2 separate regions of the Homo sapiens genome follow, and region 1 is linked to region 2. Evidence: read pairs that join two places in POLR2A ChIA-PET (ENCODE). Cell type or tissue: MCF 10A. All regions are shown on one strand. Links, peaks and the distances in the headings refer to the core of each region. The heading gives the core; the rest is flanking DNA. Region 1 has its middle 76 kb from the start of STK24-AS1. Region 2 overlaps STK24 (serine/threonine kinase 24).

Evidence for each region. Peaks named below come from ENCODE experiments on the same cell type or tissue, not always from the same donor. Only the 100,000 strongest peaks of a DNase experiment are listed, where the experiment ranks them.
Region 1: POLR2A ChIA-PET joins it to region 2 with 17 read pairs; 9 of 35 experiments call an interaction of 5 or more read pairs at or near these places.

What each region holds. Positions count from the first base shown.
Region 1 is chr13:98,645,438-98,660,893 of GRCh38, reverse strand. No RefSeq gene overlaps it. Among named protein-coding and RNA genes, the nearest start is that of STK24-AS1, 76 kb to the right of the region's middle. RefSeq lists an enhancer at 7,406-7,525. In MCF 10A, for the core only: a CTCF peak has its summit at 7,268 (motif pointing right); a DNase peak (open chromatin) is centred at 7,323.
Region 2 is chr13:98,478,143-98,493,598 of GRCh38, reverse strand. STK24 (serine/threonine kinase 24) reads left to right here. Exons shown (of 11, transcript NM_001032296.4): 3 at 11,278-11,334. Among named protein-coding and RNA genes, the nearest start is that of FARP1-AS1, 50 kb to the right of the region's middle. RefSeq lists enhancers at 8,342-8,421, 8,822-8,901, 8,962-9,131, 8,568-9,259, 10,953-11,142 and 2 more. In MCF 10A, for the core only: no CTCF peak of the experiment used is centred there; DNase peaks (open chromatin) are centred at 8,598, 9,078 and 10,298.

The DNA.
Region 1 (15,456 bases), core at 3,770-11,769, 170 kb before region 2:
CCACCACATCCAGCCACCAGCCCAGGAAGCCAAACAGTAACCCCTCCAATAGTGGGCCCCAAATGGCCAGGACTCGATTAGTAACTGACCACTTCCCTGATGTTTGTGCCCATTTCTAGCTTAGGATCAGCCAGCTTGCCCCCGACCAATCACGTGGCTGCCCCACTGCTATTCAGCTGCCCCTGGCTTCCCCAGGCAACAGCCTCCAACAGGGCACACCTGAAGCCATCCCTCATGTCAGCGGTAAAGCTCCCCCATTCCCATGCCTGTCTTTGAGTCTCTGCCAAATGCCAGTGATGGTGGCCAGCTCCCCTGCTATGGCAAGCTCTGGATAAATTGCTTTTCCTTGTGCTCCTTTGAGTGGTCTTTGTTGATTCCTTCCGATGCAAGAAACAGCCTCTCTTGCCTAGGAAGAGAGAAGACCCTTCCAGGGTCAAGGCTGGGTGAGAGCAATGTCCTCCCTGCTGCCGAGGTAAATCCGTGTGCCAAGGGTGGCATGGAGCCCTCTCACCTCTAGAACCCTCCACTGCCCGCCCAACCCTCCTGCCACCTCTTCCTGGCCCCTCCTTCCAGCCTGCTCTTCCCAGAGCCAATAATGAGACAGAGGCCTGAGGTGGTTTTCCGATGTTCGGGAGGCACTGCCCAACGTGAATGCTCCAGGCCTTCAGGCATCAGCCTTGTGGGCATCTGGTTGGAGTTTCACAGGAAGTGACCCTCGGGAAATCAAATTAAAGTCTCCAGCAGAACTGACCATGGTGGAGCAGCAGGCAGCATGGCTGGGGCAGTAAGGAGACACTAGGGACCCCACAGAATTAGTAGCACCCTTGGCAACCCCTGGACGGATCAGATGACTGGTAGTAGCAATGATTAGGTACAAAACACGAAGCCTCTCCTCCATGCCAACCACCACCTGTAGGCAAAGACTGAATTGGGGCCCCAGTAGAAACAGTGGGCCCGGCTCACGCCTATAATCCCAACACTTTGTGAGGCTGAGGCAGGAGGATCGTTTGAGCCCAAGGGTTCAAGACCAGCCTGGCAACATGGTGAGACCCTGTCTCTACTAAAAATACAAAAAATTAGCAGGGCATGTTGGTACATGCCTGTAGTCCCAGTTACCCAGGAGGCTGAGGTGGGAGGATCACCTGGGTCCCAGAGGTTGAGGTTGCAATGAGCCAAGATCCTGCCACTATGCTCCAGCCTGGGTGACAGAGCCAGATCCTATCTCAAGAAAAAACAAACAAACAAAGGCAACAGTGAATCAGACCTCAGCGTAGAGTTCTCTATGCCTTCTCAGCTCTTCCTTCAAGGAACGGAGTAACTTTAATATTCAGAGATGTCCCTTGCTTTTGTCCTTGAAGAGCAGCGAGTTGAAAATATTTTTTTATTATGATGAGCCAGTGTACAGTTTTTTCCTTATAAAAAATAACTCCTAGATGAGGTCAAATTCTTTTCTCATTTGAAGCCGTGTGCCCTCATTTGATGTGGAAGTGTTGGAGAGAGCTAGGGAAAGGCTAAACACTAAAGTCTTAGAGAAAAGGCTCCTATCTCACCAAAATGGTTTATCCCGTATTTTGAGAAGGTGTAAATTCAGCCATGTGGGATGTTCTAGGGCAGGGGTCCCCAACGCCCGGGCTGCAGATTGGTACAGGTTGGTGGCCTGTTAGGAACCGGGCAGCACGGCAGGAGGTGAGTGGTGGGCCAGTGAGTGTTCCTGCCTGAGCTCCGCCTCCTGTCAGATCAGCCACCACACTAGATTCTCATAGGAGCTCGGACCCTGTTATGAACTGCGCCTGCAAGGGATCTAGGTTGAGCGCTCCTTATGAGAATCTAATGCCTGATGATCTGAGGTGGAACAGTTTCATCCCAAAACCATCCCCGCCATGGAAAAATTGTCTTCCACGAAACCAGTCCCTGGTGCCAAAAAGGTTGGGGACTGCTGTTCTAGGGTTGTAAAAAAACAACCAGGCCCCAAATGTCCATACCATCAGAGACTGGATTAGACACTGAATGTCCTTGGCAACGCCAGTATTCTTTGTTTTTGTTTGTTTGTTTTAGTTTTTGTTTTAAGACAGAGTCTCACTCTGTCACCCAGGCTGGAGTGCAGTGGTGCAATCTAGGCTTACTGCAACCTCCGCCTCCCGGGTTCAAGTGATTCTCATGCCTCAGTGTCCTGAGTAGCTGGGACTACAGGCACCCACCGCCACACCTGGCTAATTTTTGTATTTTGTTTTTTTTAGTAGAGATGGGGTTTCACCATGTTGGCCAGGCTGGCCTCGAACTCCTGAACTTAGTTAACCTGCCCGCCTCATCCTCCCAAAGTGCTGGGATTACAGGCATGAGCCACCGCGCCTGGACCTTTGTTTGTTTTTGTGTTTGTTGTTATCGTTCACAAAAATTTTGTAGGCCTGACAGAATTAAGGGACTGGGATGAAGAGAAAGGAATCACATGCCAACATGGGGGTTGAGATGTGATCTTGTCGTTAAAACCTGGCTGACAATGGACAAAGAGCCACTCCCTTGCATGGTGACTGGCTGACAATGGACAAAGAGCCACTCCCTTGCATGGTGACGACAGTCATGTGGGCTTAGTCCAAGAAAGTTCTCAAAACAACGCCCGTGTGAATACTTAACCCAATGAACACACTGAGTTTCACTTTCTGGATCTTTTTTGAATTAGGAAAAATGCTCTCAAAAATCTCTCTGAGGAGTACTGCAGAGAGTATTTGCAAACTCCCTCTGTGTTCCAAAGACCTTTCAATATAATTCCGAGGCCCTCTCAGCCGTTCTCAGGTTCGTGGGCAGCCTCACATTTGCGCATTTCACTTTCTCTTCCATTTGTGCGCTTACTCACCTTACGACTTCATATGCATTCCTGAGCCTTATTTTAGCCAACACAGTTTTCAGTGCAATTAAAATTCCATTAAGAAGAAAACACATGCAAGACAGAACTAAAACATGCTTGTCAATGGAGAATGCTAACCATTCAGATCCTGGTGTCCTTTTCATCCCAGGCTCCAAGCAAAAGAAGTGAACCTCCTTTGACCTGGATACCAGCGAATTTCAGAGCACATGTGTTAGCCTAATGATGTTAAGATGCTCCGATAAAAATAATTTACCGGTTGAAGAACAGCAAGTTGAAAATGTTTTTTATTGTGATGAGTCAGAGTACAGTTTTTTTTCCTAACAAAAAATAACTCCTAGACAAAAAATAACTCCTATTCTCATTTAAAGCAGTGTGCCCTCATTTGATCTGGAAATGTCCAAGCGAGCCTGAATGAGTAATGAAGAGCTTGGGGGAAGCACAGGACTCTTCGAGGGCTTCACTGCTTCCTGCAGGGAAAGCAGTTACCTGTCCCAACCCCAGCCTTGCATCTCACTTGCTCTTTTTTTTTTGTTGTTGTTGTTTTTGAGACAGAGTCTCACTCTGTCGTCCAGGCTGGAGTGCAGGGGCGCAATCTCGGCTCACTGCAACCTCCGCCTCTCGGGTTCAAGCGATTCTTCTGGCTCAGCCTCCTGAGTAGCTGGGACTACAGCTGCTTGCCACCATGCCCAGCTAATTTTTTGTTTTTTGTTTTTGTTTTTGTTTTTGAGATTGAGTTTCACTCTTGTCACCCAGGCTAGAGTGCAATGACGCAATCTCGGCTCACTGCAACCTCCACCTCCGGGGTTCAAGCGATTCTCCTGCCTCAGCCTTCCAAGCACCTGGAATTACAGGCACCCGCCACAACCCATTGCTAATTTTTGTATTTTTAGTAGAGACGGGGTTTCACCATGTTGGCCAGGCTGGTCTTGAACTTCTGACCTTAGGTGATCCACCCGCCTCAGCCTCACGAAGTGCTGGGATTACAGGCATAAGCCACTGTGCCCAGCCTAATTTTTGTATTTTTAGTAAAGACGGGGTTTCACCATATTGGCCAGCTGGTCTCAAACTCCTGACCTCGTGATCCACCCGCCTCAACCTCCCAAAGTGCTAGGATTACAGGTGTGAGCCACCGAGCCCAGCCCTCACTTGCTCTTAACCATACTGCAGAAGAATACAATGCGATTTCCAAATGAATGAAGTTGACACTTAAGAGAACCAGCAGATTCACAGCAATGGCTGGCTTAGACCAGCCTGGGGACTCACTATCTAAACGTGCAAAAACCATTGACATCAGATATTTTTTACCAAAGCAGTTTCTCAAGGTCAATTACCTGCCTCAGTTAGCATCATACAAAAACTTATTTTTAAGTTTCCTGTGGCAAAAAGCATACGCCTATCACACTGATATTTCCACATGGCTTGGCCAGAGTTGCTTCCTAGGGCTCTGGGCTCCTCTGCCCCAGGCCCAATCAGAATGCATCTATGGTCTTTCACCTCTGCCTTTGGCTTTAGCTATTACCCTATGAGCTCAGGATCCCACCTCCCTTTTCACCACCTTTGCACACAGAATTTCAGGTCCTTCTCTGCCTGAGGATTCATCATGGCAGTGATTCCCATTTGGCATCACCATCCCACATTTTGCTGCCTCTGAACCTTGTCTGCTGTGAAGACTTTCTTGGCATTCAAGGCTTGCATTTATCCCTGGACTTTGATGTTCAATCCTAGCGTGTACGACTTCTGTAACTAAGCCAACATGGCGGCAAATGCCTGTAGTCCCAGATACTTGGGAGGCTGAAGCTGGAGCATGGCTCGAGGTCAGGAGTTCAAGACCAGCCTGGGCAACATAGACAGACTCCCGCCTCTTTAAAAAAAAAAAAAAAAAAAAAAAAAAAGCCGGCACAGGGGCCCACGCTTGTAATCCCAGCACTTTGGGAGGCTGAGGCGGGTGGATCACTAGGTCAGAAGTTCAAGACCAGCCTGGCCAACACAGTGAAACCCCATCTCTACTAAAAACACAAAAATTAACTGGGCCTGGTGGCGGATGCCTGTAATTCCAGCTACTCGGGAGGCTGAGGCAGGAGAATCACTTGAAAGGTGGAGGTTGCAGTGAGCCGAGATCACACCACTGCACTCCAGCCTGGGCAACAGAGCTAGACTCCAACTCAAAAAAAAAAAAAAACACCCAAGACTCCTACCTCTTTAAAACAACAACAACAACAACAACAACAACAGACTCTGTACTCTAGACTTCCCTGTCCAGCCTCAAGTGTGAGTTCCTACACTCCTGGTCGTGGATCTGCCCAAACTTCCTCCTCCTACTTCTCCCCGTGGTCTTCTATCCTCCAACGTGAACAAAGAGTTCATGGACCAGGTCAGGCCTAGAGGCCTCAAAGTCACTGTTAGAATCCCCAAGAGGCAGCCTCACAAGACTCAGGTGATGATGCCAGCTCTCTCCCTAGTCTAGTGGTTTTCAAAGTGTGGTCCCTGGACCAGCAGCATCAGCAGCCTCTGAGAACAACTTAGAAATGCGCCTTCTCAGGCACTGCCACAGCTGTATTGAATCAAACACTCTGCTTTAACCCTCCACACTTGTGCTTTAACGAGTCTCCAGATGATTCTGATATGGAGAGGGGAAGTGCGCAGGGATTTCAAGGAAGGCTTTCCTGACGTCTGTGTGGTTCAGGCTGTCACCCTGAGAATGCACAGCCCTCAGTTGGCCCCCTGGAGCCACAGCCCTGGAATTTGGGGACTATATCAGGAAGTCACTCAAATACCCCAAAACAAGAGTCAAAGATTTCCTGAAACGGGACCTTCAGGGAGACAAACGGGATATGGCTCAAGCCATCCTGCATCCACACCACTTCCAAGCCCGCATGCTCCACTGGAAGCCATCATCTTCCTCCACTCCAGCAAACAGACCACATTGTAATGATCCCAAGGACCACCTGACGCAGACCTGGATGAGAAAAGTTGATCCAGGAAATCCAGGACTAGGGGTAAGGGCCCTAATTTTATTTGTTTATTTTTTTCAAGATGGAGTCTCACTCTGTCGCCCAGGCTGGAATGCCGTGGCTCGATCTTTGCTCACTGCAACCTCTGCCTCCTGGGTTCAAGCAATTCTTGTGCCTCAGCCTCCAGAGTAGCTGGGATTATAGGCGCCCACCACCACGCCTGGCTAATTTTTGTATTTTTAGTGGAGATGGGGTTTCACCATGTTGGCCAGGCTAGTCTCGAAATCCTGACCTCAGGTAATCCGCCTGCCTTAGCCTCCCAAAGTGCTGGGATTATAGGTGTGAGCCACCGCGCCCGGCTATATGTATTTTAATTTCTGTTTGTCTTTATTTTTTCATATATACGTGTGTGTGTGTGTGTGTGTGTGTGTGTGTGTGTGTGTAGTATGTAGGTATGTATGTACTGAGCTCCAAGATACCTGGAAAGATGTAAATTAGAATTAGTTCTAATGTTCTAATCTCAAGTTAATTAAGTATATTACTGCTACTGACTCATGCTCCAGGCACTGTACTTGGAGTTTCGTGGTTGATCCTCAGAACAACCATGTGTGGAAAATATCTATTGATGGAGGGCTGTGGAATGGTGGAAGAGCTGGCCGGCAGTCGGATCAGCTGGGATATCTGTTGATGGAGGGCTGTGGAATGGGGGGAAGAGCTGGCCGGCAGTCGGATCAGCTGGGATATCTGTTGATGGAGGGCTGTGGAATGGGGGGAAGAGCTGGCCGGCAGTCGGATCAGCTGGGATATCTGTTGATGGAGGGCTGTGGAATGGTGGGAAGAGCTGGCCGGCAGTCGGATCAGTGGGGTATCTGTTGATGGAGGGCTGTGGAATGGTGGAAGAGCTGGCCGGCAGTCGGATCAGTGGGGTGTCTGTTGATGGAGGGCTGTGGAATGGTGGGAAGAGCTGGCCGGCAGTCGGATCAGCTGGGATATCTGTTGATGGAGGGCTGTGGAATGGGGGGAAGAGCTGGCCGGCAGTCGGATCAGCTGGGATATCTGTTGATGGAGGGCTGTGGAATGGGGGGAAGAGCTGGCCGGCAGTCGGATCAGCTGGGATAGCTGTTGATGGAGGGCTGTGGAATGGGGGGAAGAACTGGCCAGCAGTCGGATCAGCTAGGTTTGGGTCTAGTTTGCGGCTAATCACAAACTGTTACATGGGAGATATGTAGTACTGAAATTGGGGGCTTTTGCTGATGGCCAAAAAAACAAAGGTGCTCAATGAATAAATCTTGGTGAAGAGTGGATCCCTCCATTTTACACATAAGGAACAAAAAGCTTTGGAGAGGTCAGCCAGAGGTTCTCAGCACCGGCTGTGCACGAGAGTCACCTGGAGGGTTTTAAATGCCCAATCCCTGGTAATCCCCAGACAGGGCAGCCTGGTTGAAAACCCCTGCGTTAAATATGTTGCAGGCAATCCCATGGCCAGTAGGTGGCAGGGCTGTGACTTGAGCCCAGATCTATTGACGGGAACCCAAGCTCTGGCTTAAGGAGCCAGTTCCTGGAGCTGGAAGTGCAGGTAACACCTCCAGGTCACAGAGCAGATGTACCGTGAGAAGCCTGACAGTAGAGACTGGGCTTCCCTCAACAATACTTGCCACGGAGGGATGGTATTTTCCCACTTGAGAGCCTCCATTTCAGGTTGTGCTGATCACAGGGAGAGAGAGAAAGACTCTTTAGAAACAGAGCAATATGTGAAGCCACTAAGAAGAATCTAAAGGTTTCCTTCTAATTAAAGGGATTACTCTGCCACGTTTAGGAGACAGAAAAATGCTGCCCCCTAACATTCTATGGAGCTGTACACATCACAGTGTACGTCCATACCTACTTCCCAGCTCTGCCACTTCCTAGCTGAGTGTCATTGGGCAAGTTACTTACCCTCTCTGTTTCTCAATTTTCTCATCTGAAAAAGTGGGATAATGATAGTATCTACACCAAAGAGCTTCTGTGATGATCACATGATATGTGAAGCACTCAGAACAGGGACTGGCCCATGGAAAGTGCTCAAGAACATCAATTATTACATTTGGACTTCACAACAACATCCTACAGCTCAATGTCTCACCCCAAGTTAACAGCCAGCAACCCAGAGCTGGCATCAAACCTTCCTAAGTCTGGGTCGAAAGGACCTGTCTGTCTACACCTGCACTGCAAAGGTCCTGTCTTCATCCTCTCTCACCTGGGCCAATCAGTGGCTGCCTACCTTTGTCCCTGTCTCCAGGCCCTTCTTCATCTAATTTATCTATCCTTTTTATTGATATGTTTTTAACTTTTTATTTATTTTTGTTTTTATTTTCATGTATTTTGTTTTATTATAAAAGTAAAATACTTTATTTGTACAGATAAAATTTGAAAATTGTGGGTTAAGAAAAATCCATCAGTAGTCCCACTGAATCTGGCCACAATTCTTTGCTGCAATATGATGCCTTGAGCACACAGTTCTTTACATAGCTGACCTCATTCTATAGAGTGCAGAAGAACCACCTGGAAAACTCATTTAAAGTTCAGATTCCTGGACTCTAGCCCCAAAAGCTCTGATCCAGCAGCCCTATGACTGGAGACCTAGATACTTCTGAGAGCATTGCCTTTGAGAAATCTTCTTGTACAGGGCTGTAATCTCGGCATCATATACATTCTAGTCCTATTTCACTGAACCATTTCACCATAAGCATCTTTCCTTGTTGCCACATGGGCTCCACACTGTAATTTGGCCTTTACAGAGCTTCCGTACATCTTAATAATGTCACAGTGCAGGTGGTATTTTCCTAGCTGACCCAGCTCAAACTCTTCCTCTGGTTTTGTTGATCTCAGATGAAGGGTATGGGATCTGGCAGAAGAAATACAACATTGCATCAAGGGGACGCATAGTCATTTCCCTCCATTGGAACCTTTACATTGAATCTGTTTAAGCTCTCCAGGCAAGTCTGAGTGTGATTAAGCCAAGTAGGGGCTCCGGGGTGGAAAATGGGACCAAGATCTGAGCAGGTACAGTCCACCGAGCAAAGTCAAAGTCTGGAGCGGGAGACTGAAGATTGAAAACATTCCAGAAGCCAGTGGTTGGAGCAGCTGGAAGAAGAAGGCCCAAACCACCAGGGAAGGGACTTGAGTGAGGCGGGTGCCAAGGGCACGGGAGTTGAGGAGACACAGCCTCCTTTGTTTCACAGGGGTCTGCCCCACCCTGCTTACCACATGAGCCTTGACAATCGCTCCAGAGAGTCTGCTTTTGAGAATCTCTTGTAATCTGTTTTACCCTGGAAAAAACTTTTATGTCTACTGATCTGCTGGGGCCCATCTACCTGACCCATTCCTATGACTTAAAAGGCCCTCCCTTTTTCCTAACCAGGTACCCTACTGTCTTGCTTAACTAATATGATTATGTCCTCAGCTGGACTAATGGGGGGGACCAAATCCTTCTAGGGGAGAGGGAGAGACAAACAATCAGGTGTTTCTGAAACCTTATCTCCTCTCTCCATCAGCGATGTCGACCATGAAGGATTGGACAAGACTATATATTTCAGGAGCACCGCTCTGGTATGCAAATCTGTGCACAGAGACCCATGACTGCTGAAAACCAGTTTTAATACCTGGTTTCTGAAAGACTCTTCCAGAAGCAATGTGGGTCTTCATCTTGTTGCTATGGAGGTTGCCAAAGGCCTCCAGCTCAGTTTCCAGAATTCGCAGCGTTAGAGATCCCACCATTCAGACTTATTCAAGTCCTTTCCCATGGGCAAGACTCAACAAAACCAACATGCTCACTCACACATTTACAGTGAAAACAGTCACATCTTCATTTTAGCAGGTCAATAACCTTGGAAAAAAAAATACATTCGGATTGGAGTTGTGCTGTGAATATGAAATTAAAATAGAAGAAGCCAGCTGTTGGAAGAAATATTTTTACCAAGCCATGGTCAGCTAATAAGTTCCCATTCTCCACTATCGAGAGACAGATACTGTTTATCCTGCTTGTGAACCCCTTTCCTTTCTGATTTCTGTGTTTCTGACCAATTCCTTTCTCTTCACCTTTCCCTTCTCAATGCTCCAAGCCAACTCTCAGAACTCAACTCACAAAAACATTGCACCATCATCATCCTTTGCATGGAGTTCGTGCCAATCCTAGTTGCACTTCCTCATCAGAACCTGACTATTTTATGATCATTTCTCAAAGCTTCTCTTCTCAGTCCTTGCTGCTGTCAGTTTCCCCTTCACCAAGTGCTTGGCCTCCTTGTCTAGAACATCCTTGCATGTCTTGGAATTCATGTAATCAAGGAAGAGGAGGCTCGGAAGCATCCGAGCTATGCCACCACACCCCTCGGGATGGCAAGCTTGAGAAACTGGCTTTGCAGGAAGCTTGCTGCAGTGAGAAACAGGCTTTATAGACAGGGCGATTGGCATGAAGGAGCCTTGTGAAGGTAGGAATGTATGTCACAGGCACAGTTTTGGGACAAAGTCCAACTCCGTACGTCCACAGGTGGAGCCGATTCCTGTCAGGTCAGTCTCCATCTAGGCGAAGCCCTTCCAGGAAGGGCACCGAGTTCCAGGGCTCGATGACATCACTGGGGCAGAGCTGCAGGACCAGCCCCTGCCCCTGCTCACTCTCTGTGCCCTTTGCAAACAATGGCCTGCCCCAGGGGACCAGGGTAGAAGCCTCCACCCTGTCTTTGCTTCTCTTATCTCTGAAGTATGGTTTCTCAACCTTGGCACTATTGACACTTGGGGCTGCATAATTCTTGGCTATGTGGGCTACCCTGTGCATTGGAGGCTGTTTAGTAGCACCCCTGGCCTTGACACTAGACGCTTCGTTTATGTCAAGGAAAAATGTCTTCAGACATTGATAAATATCCCTTCTGCGGGGCAAAACCACCCATGGATGAAAACTACGGATACCAAGCTGCCCTCCACTTTCAGAGCAATAAGAAGAGGACACAGGGCCTCTGCTTTCAAGTGGGTGCAGAAAGTAAGACTGGAGCGAGGGGAGGGTTGGAGCCAGCAGGTAAATGCTGTAACAGAGGCTTAGGCAATCCCCTGCCGCTGCATCTCAAACACTTGTTTGTGCAACAAATAATTAAATATGCTATGTGCACAAATCTGCCCATTTGTAGATTCTGGACAATTTCAGAGATACCCTCCTGTCCCCTACCACGAGGCTACTTGCATCTATTATGTTTACCCATGCCAAGTCAAACAGAAGACTCCTCTTTTAAAGTCCTCAAAGCAAAGTTCTCAAAGTCCAAGTTCACCACCAGCATCTTAAGAAGTGTGATTGTTGGCTGGGCGCGGTGGCTCATGCCTATAATCCCAGCACTTTGGGAGGCCGAGGCAGGCAGATCACGAGGTCAGGAGTTCAAGACCAGCCTGGCCAACATGGTGAAACCCTGTCTCTACTAAAAATACAAAAATTAGCTGGGCATGGTGATGCTCACCTGTAATCCCAGCTACTCAGGAGGCTGAGACAGGAGAATCGCTTGAATCCGGGAGGCGGAAGTTGCAATGAGCTGAGATTGCGCCACTGCACTCCAGCCTGGCGACAAAACGAAACTCCATCTCGAAGAAAAAAAAAGAAGAAGAAGTATGATTGTTGTTGTCAATGATGATGTTATTACTGCATAAACAACATTAAGGAAAATTTAAAAAACAAACTGGGCTAGGTATGATGGCTCACACGTGTGATTACAGCCCTTTAGGGGTCTGAGATGGAAGGACTGCTTGAGGCCAGGAGTTTGAGACCAGCCTGGGAAACACAGCAAGACCCTGTCTCTACAAAAAATAAAACAAATTAGCCAAGTGTGGTGGTGTGCTCCTATATTCCCAGCTTCCTGGGAGGCTGAGGCAGGAGAATCCCTTCAGCCCAGGAGTTTGAGGCTGCAGTGAGCTATGATGGTGCCACTGCACTCCAGCCTGGGTGACAGAGCAAGACTCTATCCCTTTAACAAAAACATGACAAATTCTACTGTTATATTATCTCTCCAAATCAAGTGGTTCTCCTTTCTTCATTTCCCTCCAGCCCTTTACCATACGAATACATGCTTTTCTTACACATAAAACTCTTGAGTAGACCCATCTTCAATTTTCAACACAACTTCTCCTGAACATTTATGGGATGATGCATACATGAGGAGTCCTTCTGATGTAGAAAGATATCTTGAGCCAGGCACGGTGACTCACACCTATAATCCCAGCACTTTGGGAGGCTGAGGCAGGAGGATTGCTTGAGCTCCAGGGTTCAAGACCAACCTGGGCCACATACTGAGACCTTGTCTCTACAAAACATCAAAAAAATCAACCAACTGTGGTAGTGCACACGCATAGTCCCAGCTACTCAGGAGGCTGAGATGGAAGGATGGCTTGAGCCCAGGAGGTTGAGGCTGCAGTGAGCTGTAATTGTGCTTCTGCACTCCAGCCTGAGCAAAAGAGTGAGACCTTGTCCCCAAAAAAAAAAAAAAAATTGAATGAAAATCTACGAACAAATGTACATACCTTTTGCAACAATTCATTCCGCTGTGACCTAATATTTACTATAGGGCATGGAGGAAGTCAGTTTCAGTCTGGATTCCTCAGAATTGTCTACCTCACTCTGCTCAATGATTGAACTTTAAACAAGAAGTGACCTTAGGTATCACCCAGAGTTCTCTCACTTTACAGATAAGTTACCTGTGGCCCAGATAAGTTGACTTTTCTGCCAAGAGAATATGAATAGTAGATAACAAGACTGGGAAGAAATCCCAGCCCTCCTGACTCCCTGAAGCTGGTGGCTTCTCTCCACACCCTTCCTTACTGAACACCCATAAAGTTCACTGAAGGAAGCAGAGATCAGAATGTAGCAACGGTATTAGACACCCATAAAGTTCACTGAAGGAAGCAGAGGTCAGAATGTAACAACAGTATTAGAAAGAAGCTGATACAAACACAGTTGATTTTCACAAAATGTTTTTTATTGTTTGTTTGTTTATGAGAGACAAGGTCTCACTTTCTTGCCCAAGCTGAAGTGGAAGACAGATTATAGCTCACTGCAACCTCAAGTGATCCTCTTGCCTCAGTAGCTAGGACTATAGGTGTGAGCTATTGTACCCAGCTAATACACACACACACACACACACACACACACACACACATTTTAATTATTATTTGTAGAGACAAGATGTTGCCCAGGCTGGTCTCAAACTCCTAGCCTCAAGCGATCTTTCCATTTCAGCCCCCCAAAATACTGGGATTACAGATGTGAGCCATCACGCCTATCTGATTTTCACAAAGGGTTTTAATTCAGTTTCCTGTACTGTAAGGGTTCTGGTTCTGGGTGTGTGACATACAGTAGAAACTGCCCTAGATTAAAAGTTAGAAAATATGGGTTAAATCTGATCTCTACTATTAATGAGCCCTAAAACCCAAGATGAATGGCTTAACTTCTCCGATCCTTGGTTTCTTCATCTGAAAAAATGTCAGAAATAATTCCTATCAAGTGTGTATTAAGAATCTGAACAAGTTATATTGTTTGAACCAGTAATCTCCTGCTTCAGGAGTTTTATCAATAAAAAACTCTGGTACCTAGAAATAGTATTATGTACAAAAGCACGTAACTACTCCTCTGCTGGTAATTACCATGTATTGAGCCTCCTATATGATTGCTACTGTGCTAGCTGAGTTATGTAATGGTCTCTAATCTCCATAACAAATCAGAGAGATGAGTATTATAGTGTTTATTTTACAAAGGAGAAAACTGAAGGCCAGGGAGGAAAAATGCCTTGTCCCAAATCACCCAGATGGTGAGTGGTCGGAGCAGAGGTCAAACTCCCATCTGCCTCTCTCAGCCAATTTTCCTCCCATTATGCCTTGTTATTTTTTTTGTAATGGCAAATATTTGGAAACAAACCTAAATAACCAATAATAGGGTTTGATTTAAAAATTCTAGAATGGAATATTTTCAGCTATCAAAACATTGTTTCTTTAAGGTTTATTAATCACTTGGGTTTTTTGTTTGTTTGTTTGTTTGTTTGTTTGTTTGTTTTGAGACAGAGTCTCACTCTGTCACCCAGGCTGGAGTGCAGTGACTCGATCATGGCTCACTACAACCTCCACCTCCTGGGCTCAAGTGATCCTCCCACCTCAGCCTCCCAAGTAACTGGGACTATAGGCATGCGCCACCACACTTGGATAATTTTTAATTTTTTTTTTAGAGACACAGTTTCACCATGTTGTCCAGGCTGGTCTTGAACTCCTGGGCCACCTGGCCTCCTAAAGTGCCAGGATTACAGGCGTGAGCCACCGCGCCTGGCCTTAATTACTTTCAACAAGATGCTTCATGGGCTCTTCTGCCTGATGGAGCTAGAGGGGCACTAAGATAGAAGGGAAGGGTCTCCATGCCCAGGCCTGGGCGGGGAAGGGTGGTGGCAGGAATGGATCACCCACCTGTGTGATGAGGCATTCGCAAAGATACCAGACCAGGGGATCAAAGACCTGAGCAAGTGCAAAGCCAATGAGAACTGAGTGTAAACTCACATGTGAAGGTGTATTAGTTAGAATGTAGGTTTGGTTGCTCTGACAGGGAAACTTCTATTTAACAAGGTGGAAGTTTAATTATCTTGCAGAGACATCCAGGCAGGTTGTCTGGGAATCCTAACATCATCAGAGACCCAGTTTCTTTTCCTTCTGTGACTTACCATTCTCAGCACAGCCTCCATCTCATAGCGCAAGATGACTGCTCCAGTCCCCACATTCTAAAGGAGGAGAAAAGGGGAAGAAAAAAGAACACCCCTTCCCTGCAGGACCACAGCCTGGAAGTTACACGCGTCAGTTCTAGGCACACCCTGTTGGCTAGAATTTGGTCACGATGATGCATTCATGCAAAAGGGTCTTGGAAATATAGTCAGTAGAGCTACCATATGCCAAACCCAGAATCCCAGTTATAGCAAATAAAGGGAGAATGGATGTCAGGGACAACTAGAACAGAGGGCTAAGGCAAGGCAAGCAAGACACGGGTCATTGTCCCGTAACCATCTCTGGGGACTCTGAAGGGGGTGTTAACCACGAAAACACAGCAAAACATCCCCAAGTCCATTTTACATTGCTCTAATTTTCTAGGAATTCTCCTTGTTACATCTGCTTCAATCTCCCCCAACACCACCTTCATAAGAGATATTGGGTAAAGTTTTACATGATTTCTCCTGGCCTTTTTTTTTTTTTTTTTTTTTCTGAGACCAAGTCTTGCTCTGTTGCCCAGGCTGGAGTGCAATGGTGTGATCTCAGCTCATTGCAACCTCTGCCTCCTGGGTTCAAGCAATTCTCCTGCCTCAGCCTCCCGAGTAGCTGGGATTACTGGCATGTTACTACCACACCCGGCTAATTTTTCTGTATTTTTAGTAGAGACAGGATTTCACCATGTTGGCCAGGCTGGTCTCAAACTCCTGACCTCGTGATCCCCCCGCCTTGGCCTCCCAAAATGTTGGGATTACAGGCATGAGCCACCGCACCCAGACTTCTCCTGGCTTTTTAAGGTCATGTATGTTTTTGTTGGATAAGACACTGTGCTGAGATTGGTGGCTCAAGCTAACAAGTTATTATTTGCATTATATTGGGTTTAAGAACCAGGACAAA
Region 2 (15,456 bases), core at 4,154-12,153:
CTAGCTTCATAGCAAGATGATGGCATGGAACTTATCTGACTTGGCAGTTGATGATCATTTACTGTGATGTTTGCTCTTTAATGAAGATGGATGGGGAGGAAAGAAAAAATCTCTCTCTTGCCTCCCAGGGTACTTTTTCCTGCTTCTCTTTGTTGTTTCTTTTCTTTTCCCTCAGATTTAGGTTATTTGTAGTTGTATTTCCCTGATTGCTTTGTAAGCATCCTTAAGTTTAAGCAGAATGTTTTTATTCCTCTTAGTATCTGCTAGAATTTAAGCACAGAAACTTCCCATTAGCAGATTTAATGTGTCAAGTTTGTGTTTATGGAAAAGAGGAACATCTCTGTACATATTGGACGCGAGCACACGCACACACGCAACCCTTTCCAAAAGAGATGGTCTGTGACATAAATCCCAAGAAGAATGTTTTAGGGAATGCCCAGTGTTCTTTCCAGTTTATTAAAGGGGATCAGGAGTTCTTAAACCTTGCATGATGGAATGAGGCACGTAAACCTTTCAAATTACAGGCAATTGTTTTCATAAATTGATGTACTTTTTGGACAGTCAGATTAGAGTTCATTGGCTTCTAAAAGGAAATCAGTTAAAAATTAAATGTTAAGAACAGTCAAAGTATTTTTCTTACTGGAATCCTTTAGAAATTAATAGTCTGTGAATTTTTTTTTCTTGTGGTTCTTATTTAGGCATCTGATGCAATGTCAGGAAATCTGGATTTGAGTCCCAGTTTCTCTCCTTCCTTGCCATGTGCAGGCATCTTAATCTGTAAAATGGGAAGAGGCTGATTACCTAAGGGGAGACAGGATGATTGGGAGAATCCAGTGGAGTTCTCTTCATGAAGTATTTAGTACAGTATGAGTTGCTGCCCCATGGTACTAATATAAGATGGTGGTATGGATCCTCCCTTCTTGACCAGGGAGAGAAAAATTGTGGGGTTGTTTTCTTCCTAAGGAAGCCTGTGGCCACCCTGTGTGAAGGAGAATGAGGCTTTCCTGCTTTCCCAGCTCAAGCCTCTTGAAAAGCCTGCATCCTGCCCACCTGGGGGTGGGCTGTGCGGAGCAAATCCTGAGGATTGCTAGGGGTGGGCCGGTGGTATTCGAGAAAAAGAGCTGAAAAAGATTTAAATACCCGGAGACTCTCATACATCACATACTCATTTCCAAAAGCACCCTTTTTTCCTCCCCTAGAAAGGGCCCTCTTTGGGCCAGCCCCTCTCACTAGACTACAGCTTCCTATCGCAGAAAGGGCTTCGCTCTTCACACATAGAACTGCACCCTCCCACTTTCTAGGAGTTCTCATCCTTCCTTAATAGGAACCTCTTCCTCCTCCTCTTCCTCCTTGATTTTGGCATTATGTTGTGATGCCCTTAAAAAATACTGTGCCCTGAAGGAGTTGCTAAAATTACCAGTTCCTTCACGTTTTGGAATTATTCAAGGGCAAAACCATTTGAGCCTCTTGCGATCTGTTGATTTGTTTACACACACACACACACACACACACACACACACACGCGCACGCACTTTAAAGGAGGTGAATTGATCTATTTCTTCACCCACCCTTTTCTGCCTATAGTTTTTATTCTTTCTTGAGTAAATTTTATTAATAAATTATTGAAATTGTCTAATTCTGTATGTTCAAATTTACTATTGTAAAATTTTGCCATGTGTTTTATTTGCATTAAAAATTTTTTCCTGTCCTTTTATTGCTCTATTGCAAATGGATATGTGATCTATTTTTTCCTTGGTTATAGTAACTGGAAGTTATCTATTTTAAAAATGATTGGATTCATTTCTCATCCCAATATTTTTGATTATTTATGCATGTATCTTTATTCTATTCTTTGCTTTCCTTCTTAGACTTTTGGATTGAACACTTAGTATTTTTTTTTTTTTTTTGGCTTAGTAATGAATGTTTGTAATGCTGTGGGTTTCCTTGAAATAAATCTTTGGCTGGATTGTATAGCTTTTGGTGTTGCAGTGTTTCCAGTATTATTTGTAGCTAACTTGTAGTGATGGTTTAGATTTTTTTCTTTGATGTGAGGATGTGATCCAGTAATTTTCAGTTGCTTCGTTTTGTTCCTCTTTGTGTTATTTCAGGTTTTATCGTGCACCCCTATGTTTAAGTTGATGTTGATGTTACAGCGGCCTTTCTCCCAGTGAACGTTTGTTGCCAGCACAAGAAAACGTTCCTTGCTTTGAAGCACTTCTTCCTGCATTTGGGGCCCTCTGGAAGAGCGAAGCCTGGGGTCTCCCTCCCCGCTCCTTTTCCTAATCAGCAGTGATCTCCCCCTACCCCATGCTCATACCTAAAAATAGTGACTAAGCCACCTGTTGGGAACTTGGACATTAGTTTAGGGTCAGCAGAGAAGGCATTGCTCGCAGGGAGATGAGAAGGGGTGTAGGTCCGGTGGGCTTCTGCATTCTTCTGTAAGGGGGCTAGCTGTACCCCCAGCTCACGGGAACGTGGTGAGGACTGGTGACATGATGTACGCCAGAAACCCAGCGCAGTGCCTGGCATCTGAAAGGGAAGGACAACCAGTGCTTCCCTCTCCACCCTAGCCTGACAGCTCCCCCGGCTTTCTGTGCTGGGCTGGTCCCCATGCATCTTTGCAGCTCTCTCTCGTTTTCTCCAGAGAACACTTCTCATTCTCCATCTAGCCTCTCCTTCACTGTGGGAAGCCTCCTCAGGTTAGTAGGCAATCAGTAGTGACATGATTTGCTACAGAAACTCCAGTGTTCTGTTTTTTTTTTTTTTTTAATGTAGGCTGCCTTCCCTATGGGAGTGGGTTGGAGACGTTGAGCTGCTGTGTGCCTAAGTTGGACGTTTTTGTTTGCGAACACAAGGGAGGATGAGGCCTTCCTTCCACATTGTCCAATCCGGGTTTTCTCCAACACTGGAAGCTGTCACTGCTGGCTGGTTCTTTTCTAATAATGATCACCTGGGAGAATGGAAGGCCGGCGCCTTTACTCCACATTCATCACGTGGAAGCTTTGACCCTGGACGTTAGTCCAACTTAGTATTGTATGTCCTGCCCCCACCCCTTTAATTGTGTTGCTGAGATAATGTAAGAGTTCAAAATGCAGTTTGGAACTAGGGTAGTACATGGGAAGAGTGACCCACAGGATGTAATGTTTTCCGGTGAATATAGGGTCCTCTTATTAACTAAAGATAATAAGTGATAGGGCTGGACTTTATTTACCTAGGGTGGCTTGCATATGATCAACATGCCCTTTGAGTTAAAAATTTGGCAATAGTTCACTTGTCAGGAAGGAAAAACTCTTTTTCTCTAGGTTAGGTTCAGCATTTGGGGCCTGCAGATTAAACTGATAAGTGACATATTAATGAGAGAAAAAGGTTTATATCTGTGCACACAGGAGCCAGCAAAGGAAGCAGCTGGCTTGCTGAATATCCCACCAGAGTGTTTCCTCAATGTCACAGAAATGCAGGCACCCATCTCCACTCCCTCCCCTACCTACCTGCTGTTGCTGTTTGTCCTGGCAGAGCTGGCTGTCTTGGGTGCAGAGGAGGACACCATCTTGGCTTCTGGCTTCTCTTCTTTCCATGCCTGTCCACTGTGGGTGCTCATCAGTGCCACTTCTAGAACCGTTTTGGGCCTTTCCCTGACCTTCTGCTTTGATTTTCTCATTGCTTTTACTTTGCTTTTCTCCTCGCTCTTACTTTCCTTTTCTCCTCATGTATTTGTTGTTGTAGGCAGTGGCTGGTCATTTGTTCTATTAGCACAAGTTTCGCTGACTTCCCATTGCTTATTAAATTAACTTTGAACACCATCAGCTGGCTTCAAGGGTGTCCCTCTCATTCCTAGCTGCCCTCTGCGAACAGGATTTTTCCTCCTCTTCTCCACCTGAGCCTGTGAGAAACACACCCCCTGCCCCAGGCTGGCAGGTCACAGCCCTTCAGGGAGCAGCTCAGGTGCCGCCTCCCTCCTGGAGGTTAGACGGACCTTCGTGAGCAACCAGGTGTTCCCTGTCTTTTGTGGCATCTGCCACTGGCTGTCTGATGCTAATTATTTGCCCACTTTTCTGTCATTAGAAGTTCCTGAAAGCCAGAGCCAGGGTGTTACTCACTCTGCGTTCCCCCTCAGCCACCCTGGGTACCTAGTAGGTATGTTATGTGTTAGATGAATCAGTTAAGAAATCCTAGCGTCTGTGAGCCTGAGGAACAACCACATAAGCTTTTCCAGCTCAGGAATGGTTCCTGCACTTTGAAGATGGTCAGGGGCTGCTCTGAAGGTAAAATAGGCAACAGGCTTGGATTTCTTCCGGGTTCGCAAGCCTGCAGTTCAGACAGAGGACACTGTGGAGTTAACACAGTAATAGTGGTTCAAGTTGATGAGTCTTGCTGTGTACACGGCCTCACTTCATCATCATCGAAGCCCCTCTGAGGAGCATGCACATTAGTCCCGGGGGCAATGGGAAGTGGAGGCTCATAGGCGAGGCCTTGTTGTAGTTGCCATCAGAGCTGGCCTGAGCCTGGATGCAAACCAGGCCTTAAGGCTTTGAGGCCACATGCGTCATCTGCGCGGAAAGGTACCTTTTACAAAAACTCACGCTCTTAAGGAAGTCTGTGACCCCGTGTGATTTTAATAAAGCCCGCTGCATTGTTTATACCTCTTGGTCTTGGCCTTTGGTTACAGCTGGTGAAATGTGGAGGCTGCCAAGGGCATTTCAGGTGCAGAGCAGAGTTGCAGTTTCGAATTCCTGTTTTAAAATCTTCACTGTTAGCTGTGTAGCATCTGCCCTTTCTCGTTTGTCTTTTTTTTTAACCTTGGTGGGTTCGTGTGACCTCTGCCAAGCTCCTGTGAGAGTTGTTAATGTGGGGGCCCTGGTTCCGGTCAATGATTCCGGGTTCTTAGGAGGCACTTCCAAATACTTTGGGGCAAGTTTGCCTGGAAGTGCTATGGTTATTGATAGTATGTCTATATTAAATTAATTTCTGTAAGCAAAAATTACCAGAAGCAAAAGCTAGTGTTTGCAGCTCCTATTACAGAAGGCGAACTTTCCCAATATGTTAAAAACTCCTACTTTAAAAAAAAGGTCAGTAACCCAATAGAAAAATGGACAAAGGATATACACAGCTCACAGGAAAGAAAATATGCATGACTCTTCAATATATAAAGATGTTCAGCCTTACAATAGGAGAAAGATAAATAAAACTCCCCTGAAGCATCCTTTGTGTATGAATGAATAACTGGCTTAATTTGCTGGGGCTGCCAGAACGAAGTAGCGCAGACTGGGAGCCTTCAGCAGGAATTCGTTTGCTAATAAACCTGGAAAGATGTTGGTAGGGTGGTTTCTTGGGAGGCCTCTCCCCTTGGCTTGTGGATGACCGTCTTCTCCCTGTGTGCTCATGTGGTCTTCCCGTGTGTGTGTGTGTGTGTGTGTGTGTGTGTGTGTGTGTGTGTGTGTCTTCATCTCTTTTTATGACACCAGCCGTATTGGATCAGGGCCCACCCTAATGAGCTCATTGCAACTCAGTCACCTCTTTAAAGAGTCACATTCTGCAGTGTTGGGAATTGGGACTCCAACATGTGAATCGTGGGTGTGTGGGAGAGGGAAGCACAATTCAGTCCATAAAAATGACCAAAAAATAATAATAAAATAAAACTTGATGACACTGTGGCATGGGAAAGGGGGAAATTAGCACCCTCAGACACTGCTGAGGCCATATATGGGACAGCCTCTTTGGAGGGTCACTTGTCAGTATCTGTTAAAAATTCAGATGGAGTCCCTTCACCCAGCAGGTCTGCTTCCAGGACCCAGCAAAACTGACAAATGTACAGCTCTTCCTTGACACCTGGGCCGTCAGAGCGAAAAATGGAAACAATGTGAGCTCAATAAGGCATGGGCTAATTATGGTTAAAAAAATGAGGAAGTCCTTTACATATGGACTGCTCTTTAAGAAACTTTAGGTAAAAAGCAAGGTAAACAACAGTGTGTGTAGAATGCCACCGTTTGGGTAAAAGGGGGGTAAAGTTTTGTAGGTATTTGCTCGTATGTGCATAACTATTTTTCTCTGAGGTTACATTAGATGTCGTGATGACTTGCTGGGGCAGGGACGGTTGGTTTGCTGGGTAATGGGGGCCCAGGGTGGGAGGGAGACTTCTCACTGTATATACTTTGGCACCTTTTAAATTTTCACTCCAGAATTTATTAATTAAATGAATACTTTTATTTCCCTGATGAGAAAATTGTATCACGAGGTCATTCATAACTTAGGTTATTTGAGGTTGTTGAAAAAACATGAAATTATTTCGATTAAAGTCATCATTGTGTTGAGAAGCCTGCTGGTTTATTTTTCTTGGGGAATGAGTGCCTCAGAAGTCATGGTTTGGAAGGTTTTATGAGGACAGTGGTTCCACATCTGCAGGACAGAGCTGGGTCCTTCCCGGAGAACAGGCTGCCACTCAGACGCTCCTGCCATGAGGCCTCTGGTGCAGAATACGTGAATCATTGTACCAGGCTTCATTTTGCTTAGAAACTACTTAGAATTGTTAATTGGGCCCTTTTGGTTTTACCAGGTTATTCAGAGGCATTTCTGGGTGATGATGTTGATAAAGCTGATAGCACTTTGCATCTGTTGAGCACCATGAATTTTGCCAAGTGCTTTCCCACTCATGATCTCATTTAATTGTCACTTGGAACTGTGAGGTTGGAAGCACCGATCTGATTCCCATCTTGTTGTGGATGAAGAATTTAGAGGGTTTAAATGACTTGCCTGATGTCTCCTGGTAAGAGCTGGTCTTCCTGCTGCAGGAGTTTCAGTGTGTAAGCCAAGACGAGGAAGAATGGCTGAACGGTGCTTCTGGTCAGGAACCATGTCAGATTTGTCAGCGTCCATCGTGGGTGTAGTTCAGCGGTTCTCTGTTGGGTGATTTTGCCCTCTGGGGGACACTGACGATGTTTGGAGACATTTTCAGTTATCAGAACCTGGGGTGTGTCACCGGCATCTAGTGGACAGAGCCAGGGGTGCTGCTGAACACCCTGCAGTGCATGGGGGAGGCCTGCAGCAGAGCTGAGCAGCTCCAAAAGTCAGTGCTGGGGTGGAGGATCCCTGGTGTGGCTGTGAAGGAGAGCCTTGCCTGCAGCCCCCAAAGCTTGTCTCTTGCTTTCCCAAGCTTATCCGTGTGTTCACCTTTGAAGGTTTCTTCCTTAGGATTGGTAGTGGTAGAAACGATTCTTTGGGATCTCATTGGAGGCACATTTCAGGGCCCTCTTCTGGCGCCCATGTTGACTGTCTGTTGTCCTACCTTCCCAGTGCAGTGCTGCAGGGGTGTGGCGCGAGTGCGGCCCACATGTATGGGCACCAGAAGACTGAGACCCGGCCTTCACTCTGTCCCCTTTTTCTTTCTTTTTTTTTTTTTTAATACTTTTAAGTTCTGGGGTACATGTGCAGAACGTGCAGGTTTATTACATAGGTATAGATGTGCCATGGTGGTTTGCCGCACCCATCAAACCGTCATCTACATTGGGTATTTCTCCTAATGCTGTCCCTCCCCTAGCCCACCACCCTCCGACAGGCCCCAGTGTGTGATGTTCCCCTCCCCGAGTCCATGTGTTCCTGTCCCTGCTCCTCTTCCGCTTCCTCCCATTTCTGTGGGAAGGAGGGGAAAGCTGCTGTCTTAGTGGCTGGCGTTGGGTGTTAGGGTCCTCCTCCATTAATGGCTGGTGCATAGAGCACAGGAAGAGAGCCCCAGAAGTGCCAGGCGGTGGTGCAGCTGCTGCCTGTGTCTAGCGGGCTCCATCCGGTCCCCCGGGCCGACCTTCAGCGGCTGGAATGCTTGCAAACCTGAAACCGCCTTCGCAAAATGATGACTGAGACTAAAGAGATCGAACTTAACTGACTCCATCTTTCTAACCTCCAAGCTGTCCTTGTTCATTCCTGGGCACAGGCTGACTTAACTTTGGGAGAAACTTACAGTTTAAACAAAGGCGGTAACAGCCCTTTGCCAAAGCAGACCTCCTTCTTGCCTGGGGACTAGATTGCTTTTGTAGGACTAACATTAGCCACAAGATTAGAAATTATGGCTTAGGAGTCAGGCAGCTTGGGGCTACAAGATTCTGAGCCTCTCTAAACTGCTCCTAAGATCAGTGCCTGAGATATTTTGCAGGCCCTGCACTTGATGGATCAGCTGGCCCCACTCAGATCAATAAACTGGTTCATCTGATCTTGTGGCCCCCACCCAGGAACTGACTGAGCACAAGAAGACAGCTTTGATTCCCCGTGATTTCATCTCTTACCAATCAGCACTTCTGGCTCACTGGCTTCCCCTACCCCACCAGCTTATCCTTAAAAATTCTCCCCGAATGCTCGGAGAGACTGATTTCAGTAATAATAAAACTCTGGTCTCCTGCACAGCTGGCTCTGCGTGAATTACTCTTTCTCAACTGCAGTTCCCCTGTCTTGATGAGTCGGCTCTGTCTAGGCAGCGGGCAAGGTGAACCCACTGGGCGGTGACACACCCAATGAGGTTGAAAAGCAGGTTCCACCCAGAGTGGAGCTTTTCCTGATGCAATATCCCACCCCCTGGTTGTTGGTGCTGGTGTGTGAGTCACAGGCCCAGCCCGGGTATTTGAGACGCAGTGACCTCAATAAGGACTTGAGCTGGTTTCCTGAGTGCCCTCTGGTGAGCCTTGTGTCTGGGTAGCCTTGCCACCCAGCGCGTCTGCTACCAGGAATGAGTTGGAGGGAAGCGGGAAGGCTGTGTTATTTCTCCATCTTCCTCTCCAGGAAGGAGGCGGCCTTGGTCCTGAGGCGGGGTTTGCTCTGGGTAGAGAGCTCTGGATGTTCTGTTGTTGCTTGCACGTCCCCAGAAGGATCAGGGCGACACAGAAAACTTGGTTGAGGTGTCTTGCTAGGGCTCCTTAAAAGGAGAAGGTAGCCAGGTGAAACTTATCTTGTTTGCTTGGCAAGTGGTGACGTACCTTCGTGGTCAGATTGAGAGAGCAGCGAACTGAGGAGGGCGGAGCTTTGGAAGTGCAGAAGGACGAGGGGGTGGTCACTTGTGCCTTGCTGCTCCAGGAAGCTGCCTGGTGACCCTCAGTCCCCTAAGTCAGCAAAAGATTGTTTCCCAGGGTGTCATATTGCACAGCTGGCTACAGTGGGAGAAGAGGCGGGGAGATTACCTCCCTGCTGGGAGCTCCCCTTGCTGTGAGCAGACTTAATGCCCAGAAAATAGAAGGGATGGGAGCCAGTGAAACCAGTTAAACAGCAGCTGTTAAAAAGGGAGTGGGAGTAGAAACGTCAGAGTTCCCAGCTCTCTTAGGGAAAAGCGATTTAGATTTCCTTTGCCATCTAGAAAGATACTGGTGTTTTCCTGGAAGAGCTTACTGTGGCATACCCATTCCCCAGGAGCAAGCATTGTGGAAGCCTGCAGGCGAGCGTGTGTGTGAGATGAAGGTGTGCTGAAGGACACTCTTGATGATGGAAGCTTCCCTGAAATCAGAACCTGGGATCACCAAGCCTCCTCAAGGCAGGTGCCCGTGACTGGATGGTTATTGAATGAGCGACATGCCTGTCCCTCTGAGTTGGGTGTCAGACACATCATTCGAGGTTTCCGCACTTGTCCGGTCAAGACTGAAGTTGTCTTTATTATCTTAGCAGTCAAGGGCATTTAAACGCTTGAAAAGCATTCAACATACATTAAAACTTGGGCTGTTTATTTGGACTGTCTTAGAATCAACTCCAGATGGCAGGATTTAGTTTGAATTGTGAGAGGAATGTATTTTATAAATGCAGTGCATCTTACCGTTAGCGCCTCCCTAGAGTCAACACGAGTTACTCTTCCTTGGTCACAGGGTCCACAGTTAACATTTACTGAGCTCGAGCACACCAGCGCTGTCCCTGAGCACTTGAGTTTGCTGTTAAGTGGAAAATGCAGAGAAGTAAACCTGAAATGAAAATCAGAGCAATAGATAATAAAAGTAAAGTTTGCCCAGGGCGTGGGGAGGGAAGACAAGTGAAGCATTTTCCTGACTTGCGGAACCTCCAAAAGCAAAAAGGCCTGGGAAGTTGGGGCGTGTTCTCAAAGGGTGAGCTCACTTGGAGTCAGCGCAGTGAGACCTGGAGTCAGGGGCGAACTGAGGGGTCTTCCTTGGGTGTTCTAAGAGCCGGACTCAGTGCTCTCCCAAAGGGACCAAAGAGCCTTAAAAAAGGTTTCTTCTTTTTTTTTCCTCCATGTGTGCAAAAGCCACCACCGAGTCCTGAGTCAGCAGCGGAGCAGGCTGACGTCTGAACCCCGTGAACCCACTGTGAACCCAAACTCTGGCGGTGGCGTCCCGTGCCAGCCATGGGTTCTTGGCTGCTCGCCGTGGCCAGGCTCTTGGCCAAGGCCTCGTGCAGAAGCTCAGGAGACAGCTGCCCGGGCCCCTAGGTCGTGAAGTGGGAGTCGGGATCCAGACCCTGCCCAGGCTGCCCCGTGCCCTGCACTGCCTGGCTCCCCAAGGAGGGCGGACAGGTTTGCGGGCTTGTTTTCCAGGGAGTAGCACTTTGGGATTTGTGGTTTTAAAAAGAGAACTCTGCAAGTCATGAGGGCTGAGTAGCTTGAAGAGAGACCACAGGGAAGGCAGGCGCAGAGCTGGGGACTGTGAGAGCCGGGGCCTTGAGAGGACACAGACATGCATGTTAGGACAGACCTGCTTTTCTGGAAAGCTCCCTGAGGGGAGACTGTGGCAGCTTTGGGAGGTGCTAGAATTGGCTGCCCTTCTGCCAAACAGGCAAGTGAGTCGGAGGCCACGCTAGGCGGCCCCTCCACTCACAGGGACCTGGAGACACACGGTAGGGGGTGGGGGGCGCAGGGGAGGCTCAGTGCTGCAGGAGGGAGGAAGAGGAGAGGGTCTTGCCTTGGCACTGCTCTCCCGATGTGTGTGACACCACTGCCTCAAGTGGCTGCAAGTTCTCAGCTCTCACTGTGCCTGAGGATCCCCCAGTGAAGTGGCCTAAAAATGGAAACACCCAGTCTGCTTTCTGAGATCCTGGGGCAGTCGGTGGAACGCATGCCCTGGAGCCCTGGGGAGTCAGGTGCGGGCCCCCGAGCACACCCCACAGCTCCCTCCCAGAGCATGATGGGGGTGTCCCTGCACTCTGGAGGTCCCTGCACAGCTCTCACTTTGACACACTTCCCGTGCTGGTACATGTTTGTAAAACTTTCTAGTTCCAATATAATTGTGAAAAATACCCTTTGATTATTAAAAAAAATTTTCCTGGATTCATTTTGAAAATGATTCTCTTCTTTTTTTTGTTTTATAGGATACAAAATTATGGATAATAATGGAATATCTTGGTGGAGGCTCCGCACTAGATCTAGTAAGTATTATGTTGGATGCAGAATACGTATCAAAGCTTTTTCTCAGGAAACCTGGGTTTTAAAGAATCCATTGCATGTATCCATTTCTTTTTCTTTCTTTCAAGTTGCATTAAAAAAGGAACCAAACTATTCCTTACGTGTTTTTTTGCTTCTTATATATCACTAAAAATTATTGGTTTACCTTTTTTTTTTTTTTTGAGATAGAGTCTTGCCCTGTTACCCAGGCTGAAGTGCAGTGGCGCAATCTCAGCTCACTGCTACCTCTACTTCCTGGGTACAAGCGATTTTTGTGCCTCAGCCTTCCAAGTAACTGGGACTACAGGTGCATGCCACCACACCTGGCCAATTTTGTGGTTGTTGTTGTTGTTGTTGTTTTTGGGTAGAAATAGGGTTTTGCCATGTTGGCCAAGCTGGTCTCAAACTCCTGACCTCGAGTGATCCCCGCTCTCAGCCTCCCAAAGTGCTGGGATTATAGGCCAGGTGCGGTGGCTCATGCCTGTCTGTCTGCTTTTGAAACCAGCTGTTTTGTTTCATGGGAAACCAATAAATGTATTCATAGAAGGAAGCAAGGAAGGATCATGCCTGGAATTATCTCAACTGAGAACAGCTGGGTAGCTTATTTTCTGAAACAGGTTCTATTTACTTTTGTAGGGCTGTTATCTCATCGTTTCATATTTCACATGACAACTTAGTTTCCAAAATAAGCATGTAATATTGTAATTTTGGAAGTAAGGGGCAGGGTGTGATTATGAAGGTCGGATGTCGGATGTGGGAGCAGTGGTCATGCCTAAGGGGAACACACACTTCCCTGCTTGCCAGCGCTCCCAGGGTGTGGAGGTGGGGCTGGCCCGCACCAGATGTCTCCTCTGAACTCTCCCTCAAGTGCCTTCTGTGGCCTCCAGTCCACATGTAAGGTAGTGGAAGCCAGGTGGAGGGTGGCTGTACCGTCCTGGTCTGTGATTTGCTTGTGTAAAACATGGCTTCCTATTGGGTTTTGATGCAGTGCTTACAGATAACCAGCATATGTCATGAGCACAGCTGAAGTCATCCTTGAAACATAGTAAATGCAAACGAATTCGTGCAGCTGTTTAGCACTTGCTGTCTCATCCCCGCTGTGGCTGTGCAGCGAAGTCACTGTGATCACTCTTTCCCCACCCCTTCTGTAAGTGCAGGTCATTTAGGTGAGTGGTGATTTTCAAGATAGGCCAGATCTGTCATTGCAGTGTTAGAGGTTGGGTCCTGGATGATAGGCGGCCATCAGGATGACAGGGCTGTGGTTGCAGGGAGAGCTGAAGTTAGCTGTGTTACTTTAGCATAGTCTACACGGGTATTACTCATTAAGGAAAGGAAACCCCTTTGAGAGGAAACTTCTTAGGCCTGGTACAGTGGTTCACGCTTACAGTCTGTTCACTTTTGGGAGACTGAAGTGGGAGGATCACTTGAGCCCAGAAGTTCAGGACTGGCCTGGGCCACATAGCAAAATCCTATCTCTGTAAAAAATTTAATTCTAGAATAAAATGAAACTTTTTTCTCACAGTAATAATAGCAATTGATAGTTTGTTTTGGGAAGATAAACTTCTGAAACTATATGTATCTGCAGAAGGCTAACGTACCCAATTTACATAATCAAATATTATTATAAACCATAAAAATAATTGATAAAAATGGTATTAAAAAGGGAGATTTCAAGAAAAATTAATATGGTATAAAATTATATTAAAAAGGGAAAAACAGCAATGTAGTGGGATTACTTTTACAACTTATTTTGGTTCCTTTCCATAAATGTACACATAAAGAGCTTTTCATTTTTTCACCCTGTTGGGAAATACTACAGAAATGTAGAAAATTACCTCATTTTATGTAATTAGATTTACTATTATCTAAGTGAATTTCATTTGTAGCATATACGAAGTTGTTTACAGGGATTCTTTTTCCAACATTAAGTCCTTCAGAAGAGCAATTCCAGGAATGCTTTAGCGTGTTCATATTTAATGATATAATAATTTATTTGGTGATAACCTTCAGATTTCTTTGAATTGCAGTCTGTGAAATTTTAGATATTACAGTTGGAAGGAAGGGTAAAACTCTCCACTTAAAAAATCCCACATAGTGTGAGACTTCCAGCAAACTGTTTTTCACTTCTGCTTAAGGAGTGCTGGTGACAAGGGACAGACATTCCTTTTTGAATGCCCCTAATCGTCTCATTTAATTGGTGCAGGAATGGAGACCCTCACGGGTGAGGGGTCTCAGCTAGGAGACCTTCAGGGTTGAAGGGTCCCAGCTAGCAGATAGGGCTGGGCCTTGACCCTTGCTCTGCCAGCTCAGAGCCTGTGGCCTCCCTTGACCCCGCAGTGTCCTCTACCAACCTCTGATGTTGTTGTCTTTCTCCATCTTTACCCTTTTCTGTTGGCCTGCTCTCAGCCCCTCAAAGAGGCCACACTTTCTTGGGAAGGGGTGTTTTGGAGGTAGGCTGGGAGCTGTTGCAGTCTTTGCTTCTTTCCCACATCCACAGCACCGGGCCCCCTCGAGGTGCAAGGGTCTCCCGGAGCTGAGGGGAACTGGAAGTCCATCTGGAAATTTACAGATGCCTGGGGCACCCTAGAGAGGGGAAGTGACTTTGCCCCAAGTTAAAAATTGGGTGGCAGACAACATGGCATATACATAAATCTCGGGCCCCACGTATCAGAGCGAAGGACGAAGCAGAGAGGCTTTAGGACTTGAAGGCTGGGATGAGCCCAGGTCTGCTGTTGGGCATGGGCATCCCTCAGCTGGCAGGGGTGCATCCCTTAGCAGCCACCTTTTCCGCTCTCCAGGTGCTTTTTAACTTTTAAAAAATGCAAATTTGGGATTTCAGGTGGAGACTAGAGACAGTATTATTAAGAGCCATGAATATAAAATAGAAAATAGGTACACATTTTATTTTGAATGCACATATTTGAGTGTGTGCTCAGTCCGTTGATTTAAAAAAATTTAAAATAAAATGGTAAATGGAAATTAAGTGTCTATATGATCCCAAGGCCGCTGGGCTCTTGGAATATAGCTTGAAAACTACTCAAGTCAGTCATCTCTCAAGTTCCAGCCGCCTTGCCTGTAGGGTGCCCTGACTTAGAAGAGCATAAGAAGTATCACACAGTCCAAGACACCCTAACTTAAATGCAGTCTGTCTTTGTAGCCCGGGGAGGGAAACCATTTTTCATTCAGCATAGAGTTGTGTGCCTCCCGCGTGTCAGGGGCTGCTCTGGCCATTGGGGATTATTGCCGTTGGACACAGCAGCGGAAAGTCCTGCTCTTGGGGAGTTCTGGTGGGGAGGTCTGTCAATTACACCGTTTGTTAGAAGGTTCCTTCCTTACAAGGAAAACAATGCAGGCGAGGGAGGTGAATGGGGGAGCTGGAGTGAGGATGAGCCACAGAGGGCCTGAGACCAGAAGGTTTTAGCTGATTAAAAGATCAGCCAGTGTTGCCAGAGAATCCGAGGGACAACCTTGGAATCTAATTACAAAGGGACAATGCTACATAAACCAGTCACTTAATCAGGCAGAGATGTTTGACGGACTTAAAAAATGAGTACACGACATGGGTTTTAAGAAATGAGATGGCATATTCATTAATGTTTAGGCCAAGTTGCCATCATAGCAGCTCTAAAACAGTGTCTCACAAAAGATAGAAATTTATTTCTCCCCCTGCACATGGGGTCAGTGGCTCTGGTCCATACCGTCACGGTCTGTGCTGGTGGGTGGCTTCAGCATCTGGAGCCCCAGGCTTCCCTTGGTCTTCAGCCATTGTCCTCTCCCACTGCCAGTGCTTCAGGGCCAAGACCAAGCAGGGGCATGGGGCACATTTGCTCCTGTCTGACCCACTGGCGAGGTCTTAGTCACCTGACCACAGGCTGCTGCTCAGAGTCTGGGAAATGTGGTTTCTTGTTGTGGCTGAGTGCCCCGGCCAATAGTCCCTGTTACAGAGCTTCGAAGCAGGGGAGGACAGGCTCGGGGAGGGGGAGTTAGAAGTCACACAGAGGTGGGATGTGGTCTAGGTTTTTTTCCTGGGTCCTATTTGAAGAGTCTGCAAGTGCCTGAATGATGGAGAGCATGGTCGCAATGGCGAACACCAGCTGCTGACTTGG